Regions from separate parts of the Mus musculus genome. Here region 1 is linked to region 2. The links are chromatin loops, found by intact Hi-C in ENCODE. Cell type or tissue: left cerebral cortex. All regions are shown on one strand.

Region 1 (4,000 bases), 59 kb after region 2:
GGACAAGGGCACGTGTGCCCAGTTACATGTGGGTATGCACCCAGCACCCGTGGAAGGCAGATCGTGATGTATGTATAGAGACTCCAGGTCCATCCACAAGTCATTATCAACCACTTGTTTTTCCCACTTTATTCATCAAAACAGGCTCTCTCAATCAAACCCAGAGCTCATCTACAAGGCTAATCTCACTAGACAGCTCACTCTGGGAATCCTCTATCTCAGTCTCTGTGGCTGTGACTACAAATGAATAACCAGCACCCCCACCTGGATTTACATAGATTCTGGGGATCTCTGGTTCTGGAGCTTTGGGGACAAACATTTTAATCAGTGAGCTATTTCCCCCAGTTCCCAACTGTACTCAGTATAAAGATTCCATGTATAAATATAGTTAAACTCCAAATCAATTTTCTGTCTAAAACCACTGGTATTCTCTGATGCTATTTTGGAGGATATTTTCATTGGTTCCCCAAAACATCATGCATAGTAGTTGGCGGTGTTATGAAAACTCTCCAGAAAGAGTGAATTACTACTTGCTGAAGTCCTCAGAGTTAGGAAGGAGGAGGATAATAATTCTTACAATACAATTGGTTAATCCTATCCAAGATTTGTTGGCTTATTGCTTTTATTGCTAGTAGGCAACTACCTACCTCTCCATCTTGTATTTTAAATCAATGATCATTAGTTTACCCCAATATGGAAATATAGCTATTTGAGCTGCACTAATCTAGGCAATCCCCCTGCTTCTGCTGCACCAGTCAGCTCTAGTGACTGTAACAATCTGGTATTTCAGCCTGATCAGGTGTGATCTCAACTCACCCGCTATGGGCATCTTTCTGCACATGGTTTTTTTTTTTTTTTTTTTTTTTTTTTTTTTTTTTTTTTTTTTTGGTTGGTTGGTTGGTTGGTTGGTTAGTTGGTTGGGTTGGGTTGGGTTGGGTTGGGTTGGGTTTTTTGTTTCTTTGGGCTTTTTTGGTGTTTTTTGTTTTGATCCTCAAAGAGATCAACCAGAGCTGCACACAACACCTGGGCTCTCCAAAGTAAAGACCATATGTTCCAAGGCTTTGGGGGCTCATCTCTCTAAGCCCCTGATATTGTATTACCTGTTTCACTGGCCAAAATAAATGACAAGAGCAACCTAGATTCCACAAAATAGGAAGTGCACTCAAGTTCTTGGTTTCCCAGTAGCCCTGCCTTTATGCTCAATTTGTACTTTATTACAATTGGCAAACACATTAGTAAAAATAGAGTGATTCCAAGTAGTTCTCCCAGGGCCACGACTTTGAGCCTCTTGGCTGCTTCTATGTTGATGCTTTTATGGTGCTGTGTGCACAGCTGAGAGGCAGAGAATCTGTTAAATTTCACATGCTATTTGCTCCCTTGGCTGGAAGCTGTTCAGGACTGTGGGAACTGCACAAGTGTATTTGATAGTCCTAACTCCATTTGATTCTGCTTTTGTTCACTGGCTTGGAAAATGTCTCCAATATTTTACTTCAAAGTAAGTAATTTGCGAAAATTATATTGGAAATATTTGGCTGAGGCTGGCATACGGGTATCCTACACATTGTTAGCTCCCTTTTCTAAATTTAAGTTCCCTTCAGTGAAAATGTATTCAGTAAGCCCACAGCAGGTAGGTTCTGTCTGCTCATCTGCACACAGTCAACACTGATCCTGATTCAACCAGGCTTTAATTTAGCAATCTGTCCAGAAGCCTGCTGCCGTCCCACTCTTACTCCACAGCAGAGCCAAAAAAGCTCTACTGAGTGTAATTTAGACACTGAAAATGACTGCACAGCAAGCATTTGCAAAGCTGCAGTGTCACCGTTTACAGAGGGGCAGAGTACTCCACGTTAAGACCAGCACTGTGTTTATAACGATCTCAGAGTCTGTGCCCATAAAATGCCAAGACAAACAGCTGCTCTCAAATCTCATTCCCACTTTCCAAAAGGACACACACCAAGGTCACCACAGGCAAGTTAGCTTCCTTCTCTATTCTGTGCATGGATAGGAAGCACACAGTGCCTGAGGTCCAAACCTTGCCTCTCCCTCCTTTCTCTGTCTCCAGCTGTGAGCTGCTGCATCCCCAGAAATAGGTCATAGGTGTGCACAGGTGCAGATCTCATCTGGCTTTGAGCTACTGGGCAAGCTCCAGGATGACAAGTGCCCATGGCCAGCAGAGCTCATTCACAGCCATGATGGTGTGCTTAAATACTTCTTGTGTGGATTCACAGAAGGTGAAAACAGTATTGTTGATCTAGGATTTGCTTATTGACATAAAAGCGTAGCTTTCTGGATGCAGCCAGAGCAGAATTTCTATTTTAAGCAGCAAAAGCTGCTTTATGGCCAACCTTGGGGAAAAAGAATCCAAACACTCTGAAAGGTGCTGAAGCTGATATTTTTCACTCCACATTCAGAATCTAACCTTCCCAATCCCCCAATGCCATGAGCAGGTCCGTGTGTAACGGTGCACGTAGTGTGTCCACGTGTGTATATGTTTGTATTCATATAACTTATAGGGAAATGTTTACTACACGAAGCATGCTCACTTTGGCCTTGTCCTTTAAGATGCCCCGTGTGGCCACCATCAGCCTGTGTGAGATGTTAGACTTCGGTAGATTGCATGACTCATGAGGAAGGAACAGAAATGTGTTCCTTGTAATTCTGGAAGCTAGACAGTGCAAAATCAGGGTACCAGCAGATTTGGCTCCTGACAAAGGCTGTTTGTTACAGATGAACATCCAATCACAAATGTGGGGAAAGAGATAAGCAAGCTGTGTGTGGTCTCTTCTATAACGGACTCTAATTTCATTCTTACAAGTTCTACTCTCATGGTCTCAGAGCCTCCCACAGGCCCTGCCCTTTGCTTTAATCTTGACAGTGGGGATTTTGGCTTTGACTCTTTGTGGGGAGGAATAGGAAATTCTCCAGCATGGCAGACACCTTCTGTATCATCGCATGTAAATATCCCCATTCCTTCTAGCTATGAGAGTGACTCATTGTTTACATGTCTGTTTCAAAAATTAGTTTCTAAGGGTGAGCACTTTCATTGTCTCCAGTTAATGACACTATTAGGAGCCTAAGCAGACTAAGGAAGCCTCATGTCCTAGATTTTCAGGCAGCCTCACTTTCATTCTGTCTTTGCTAGTGACCCAGGGCAAGGTTCCCCACGTCTGCTGTCTCAGGATTCTCCAGAAGTTGTAAAAGCAACCAACCTATCTCCTTCAGTGTTAGTTGTATCCATTTAGTGATCACAGGGAAGACTGGAATATCTGCGGTTAACGTTTTCTATATCTTGTTCCAAAATATCTACAGGATAAGGTAATTCTTCCTTTAAAATCCTCATGTCGAGTTCTGAAGGCTGTATCAAGTTATCACAAGAAATATTAATCTCATCTTTCTCCCCACATTGATTTCAATTTATTCAAGTATTTGTGTTTTGAGGAATCAAAATGACTTTCAAAGATTAATTCTTGTTAATTTTTATACCCTTGCAACTTTAGGTACACATGCAAGAAAATTCTCCTAGACTTTTGTTGAGGAGCAAAAGCCTTATGAAAATCTGCTGAGTAATCTGATGTAAGTGAACATCATTAACGGACATAAAATGTATAATCTTTCTTTGTGGAAAGAGTACGGATACCCCGTAACACCACAAAATGACCTGGAATGCAGCTGTGTGTCATTTGTATGAGATGTGATCATATGTGTACATGTGTATAAGAATGGACTACGTATATGTCTGCTCTAACCAGTCCCAGGAAAATTTACACTGGGTCTTACTGATATGACCGGTAGGTTCTGAATCCTATCTGCCAGAGATCCCACTTGCAGGATATAGTTTATCAAATCAGAATCCTAGAATAACCTGTGTGGTGCTTAGTTTGGTTGTCTACTTGACACAACCCTGGGAAGACAGTCTCAGTGAGGAGCTTTCTAGATCAGGTTGACCAGTGGGCATGTCTGGGGGAATGTCTTGACTGTCTTGATTAATGAGGGAAGAAAC
Region 2 (4,000 bases):
GACCCAAAGAAGACAGCAGGTGCTCATTAGACGTGTGAATTTTATTAATAATTAAATTCCATATGCAGAAACCAGGCCCACACAGTCCAAATGTGACTTTCTAGAAAGTTCCACGATAGGAAAGCAAATATCTGAGACCAGAAACCTTTTTTTCTGTCTTCCTAAGAAATGTGGAGCCTTAAAGCTACAGCTCCTGCATTTTCTTCTTTGTTTAATTGGCCCCTCTGCCCTTTATTCACAATATCAAGTAAAATTAAGTGGGGAGTATTATGAACAACAGGGGCTTTTTTCGTCACGACACTTATACTCAAGCATTTCTAGTATAAAAATATCTTACCAATCCTCCAGGTAAAGCATCAAGTTGCTACCTAATAATTTTCAAGTGTGGAGGAAAGGCTGCCTATTCTGTGACAGACACACAGCCTACCCCCTGTATTTCCTGTGCCTTCATTTCTTCAGACTGTTGTCTCTACCAGAGTTCAGAACTAAGTAGACTACATTAGTAATTGTTTGCCCATGTAAAATCTGTCTACCAATTTAGATTCTGCGTGATGGATTTAGACTCCAGATGCCAGGCTTTCTCTCCCACCCCACCCATCACGTATCTAATAGGAAGGTATTCCCTGTAGCTACTCACCTTCCACAGCCGTGCCCTGGGCCGCTTTGACCTACACAGTGTCAAGTACATCAGAGGTATCTGAAAGGCAGAGTGGAAGTCTGATGTGCACACAAAAATAGTCAGAATAGAATCACAATAGGATGGCTGCCTTTCTTCCTTCCCCAAAGTTGCCATTTCAGGTTTCAAGTGTCAACTGTGACTCCATTGTACTCTGGGAACTCGGAGGTCTCTGTGGCCCCACAGAAGAAGTACTTATCTGTTCCAGGGGTCTCTGGGAGACCTGGGTAGAGCCTGCCTCTTCTTGCTGAGAGCCCTGTTTCAGCCTGAAGGGGCCGGCTCATCCCTCCTAATCAGCAGGAGTGACTGTCAAGAGTCTGAGGGTACCAAATGATGAAGCAAGTCAGGAGAGACTAATCATGAAGGACTCACCCTGTGCCTGGCGGGTGCTATTTATAGACACCCCACCAGACAGGAATATATTAACATCATTCATCCAAATCTACCCTGTGATTCTCAGTCTTGATAGTGGCAAGTTCTTCTGTCACTGCTTCCATAATATTCTGGAATATTCGCTGCTTTATTTATTTCAGTTAAAATAGTGTCTCTTTCAGGAGAAGTGTTTTCTCACCTTCTTCCTGCTCCCTTAAAATCTCGATCTGGATTTCCATAGCAAGACATGGAGGAGGATAAAAACATAAGCAACACACCAGATGCTTTTGTGAAGTGGGTGGGTTTTCTTGCTTTTCTATGCTACCATGCAAATTGCTGCCATAACAATAGAGCAACGGAGTCCACTAAACAGACAAGAGATGGAGTCTTAAAGATCTTCAGACAGCAAAGAGAATGTGTATATGAGTGTGTGCGTGTGTGTATGGTCGTGTCAAGTGGTGGAAAATATGTATGTGTGTGTGTGTGTGTGTGTGTGTGTGTGGAGAGTGAGAGAGAGAGAGAGAGAGAGAGAGAGAGAGAGAGAGAGAGAAGAGAGCTATATAGCATATATATGCTCTCTCTCTCTGTCTCTCTCTCCAACCCTCTCTCCCTCCATCCCTTTATCCACCCCCATGTGTAATATGAAAGTTGAATTAAAATATGGTGTTTACAAATGTGTATCTGCACACCTGTGTGCATGCATACACAAGATTTTGTGAAGGAGAGAAATCAATCTCCTATTTCATTTCTTAAGAGCTATCCATCTTAATTTATTTTTTGAAGCAGGCTCTCTTACTGGGACTTGAGGCTTTCCACTTAGGCTAGACTGGCTGGGCAGTGAGCCTCAGGGACTTCCATTTCCCTCCTACCCCCAAGCCCTGGAGAATACAACTGCATTTGACTTTTTACTTCAGTGTTGGGAAGCAAACTCAGGTCCTCTTGGTTATGTGGTGAGCACTTTGCTAACTAAGCCATCTCCCATCTCTTATATTTTTAACTATTTGTCAGAACGAAATAAATTTTCCTAAGCAAAGACCTGCATCCTCTACTTACCTGCCCCTTTCTGGATACCAAACTGTGTGTTGACATATGTGTGCTTATATATTTTTTCTATCTGTATTAAATCATCAAGACTGTGATACTCCCAATTCAAGTTCAAAACATAAAAATTATTTAGCAGTTAAGAGAAATTGAAGAAGACCAGAGTTAAGTGCCTAATGCCCAAGTGTAGGGAGAGAAGAGGGATTTCAATCTCCTGTAATCCCAGCATCAGGGGATCTGCTGCCCTCTTCTGGCTTCCTTAAGTAAACACACACACACACACACACACACACACACCACTTTTGGAGAAATTTTTACATTTACAAACAATTATTATAATATCTTTGTCAAGTGCTTAAAATAGTTATTTCTTAGCTCAAAGCAGGTGTTCTAGGAGTTTGTCAGGGTTTCCTTAGTCAATGGGCTTTCTATGTGTGTTCTTCAGCTGCTTTTTCTAAAGGTCCTAAATTGGAGAAAATCAAATACTAATTCGCCATCATCCGATAAGGCTCATTTCCACATTTGATCTGGTCCTCAAAAGGATTAGCAACTGGATTTCTGTTTGCATAAATCTCCAATTACATCAAAAACTGAGAAAGTTCTTCTTATACCCAAAGATATCTTTTACCCCAGGCAGATAAAAGGCTGTTTCAGTATCCTTTGCCTCATTTTAAAAAATTAGCTACACAGCATTTCTAAAGTATTATTCTTTTGAACGTATTCATCTCAGGCACATTTCAGGAAAGGGAGAAACTTTCCACCTCCACTGATAACATATTGAGAAGTCACTGAAGATATAAAATGGCTTTCTAGAGAGAGGCAGGTGTGGTGCTGGGGTTTCTTGTTTCCCTTTCCCAAGCCTCTAGTATCACAAAGGCCTCCCAGGCTCTCTTAGGTGTTGCCTCATCCCCACTTTGTGGCTGGTCTGATAAATTCTGCACATCCTTCACTTACAGCAGCAGAAGCTATAGGAAACCACAGGAAATTTCATTTAGATAAGCCCGGGATTTGAAATGCAGAAGGTGTGTGTGACCTTCCCTTACACTGAGGTTAACTTTGACTTCTTCTTGAAATCTCCTGGAAGGTCAACTATAAAAGATGGATCCAGGTTCCAGTGCATAGGCTTGGTGTGCTGACACATGTCTGGAATCCCAGCACCTGTGCGGATGGAGGCAGGAGGATCAGGAGTTTAAGGCCAGTCTTGACTATAGAAGACCTTATTTCTAAAAGCCAAAACATATTTCTTAAAACAAACAAACAAACAAACAAACCAAGGTAGGAAAAAAAGAAAAGGCTGGTTCAAATGTGTAAAGACATGGATTTCTACAGACTTTCTTTCCTGTAGAACAAGAATGCCAAAATGTGATGGTCGAGTCTCCTCACATCCCAGTTTTCTGCAGTTGTCTAGAGTCTGTAGCAACTGGCAATGCTCAGACAACAAATAGGTAGATGACTGGTCACAGTGGGTTCCCAGGCAATTCTACAAGCTGCCTTCTTTCTTCAGTTTTCTCCATTATTCTTTCTAGAAGCATGACCCCCCCCCCCCAACCAAAGCCAGTCCTGCATCTGAGAAGCAATCTTCCTTAGAGTTTCTGCTGTTGTTTTCCCCATCCTGTACTCAGAATGGCTTAGGACAGAGCTTGGGCAAGAGAAAGCACATGGCTGTCAGTCTTTTGGATAAAGTATCAGAGATACAGACACTGTCTATCAAGAAGGCAAAGAGATGGTTTTTATTCAGATACAACTTCCACAATTTCCAGCCATCATTGGAAAGTGTGACTTTTGCTCTGGTTTCTTCTCTCTCTCTCTCTCTCTCTCTCTCTCCCTCCCTCCCTCCCTCTCTCACTCCCTTTCTCACTCCCTGTGTGTGTTACCTGTGAATGCATCAACTTTGGATAACCTCTTTTATCC

The links. A loop is a pair of places that touch in the nucleus more often than their neighbours do. Peaks named below come from ENCODE experiments on the same cell type or tissue, not always from the same donor. Only the 100,000 strongest peaks of a DNase experiment are listed, where the experiment ranks them.
Region 1: it touches region 2 in a loop (4-fold over the local background); 1 of 42 quality-filtered maps calls a loop at or near these places.

What each region holds. Positions count from the first base shown.
Region 1 is chr9:111,836,013-111,840,012 of GRCm38, reverse strand. No RefSeq gene overlaps it. Among named protein-coding and RNA genes, the nearest start is that of 4930545L08Rik, 81 kb to the left of the region's middle. In left cerebral cortex, no CTCF peak of the experiment used is centred here; a DNase peak (open chromatin) is centred at 1,718; H3K27ac peaks cover 370 bases.
Region 2 is chr9:111,895,135-111,899,134 of GRCm38, reverse strand. No RefSeq gene overlaps it. Among named protein-coding and RNA genes, the nearest start is that of 4930545L08Rik, 22 kb to the left of the region's middle. In left cerebral cortex, a CTCF peak has its summit at 2,333 (motif pointing left); a DNase peak (open chromatin) is centred at 1,317.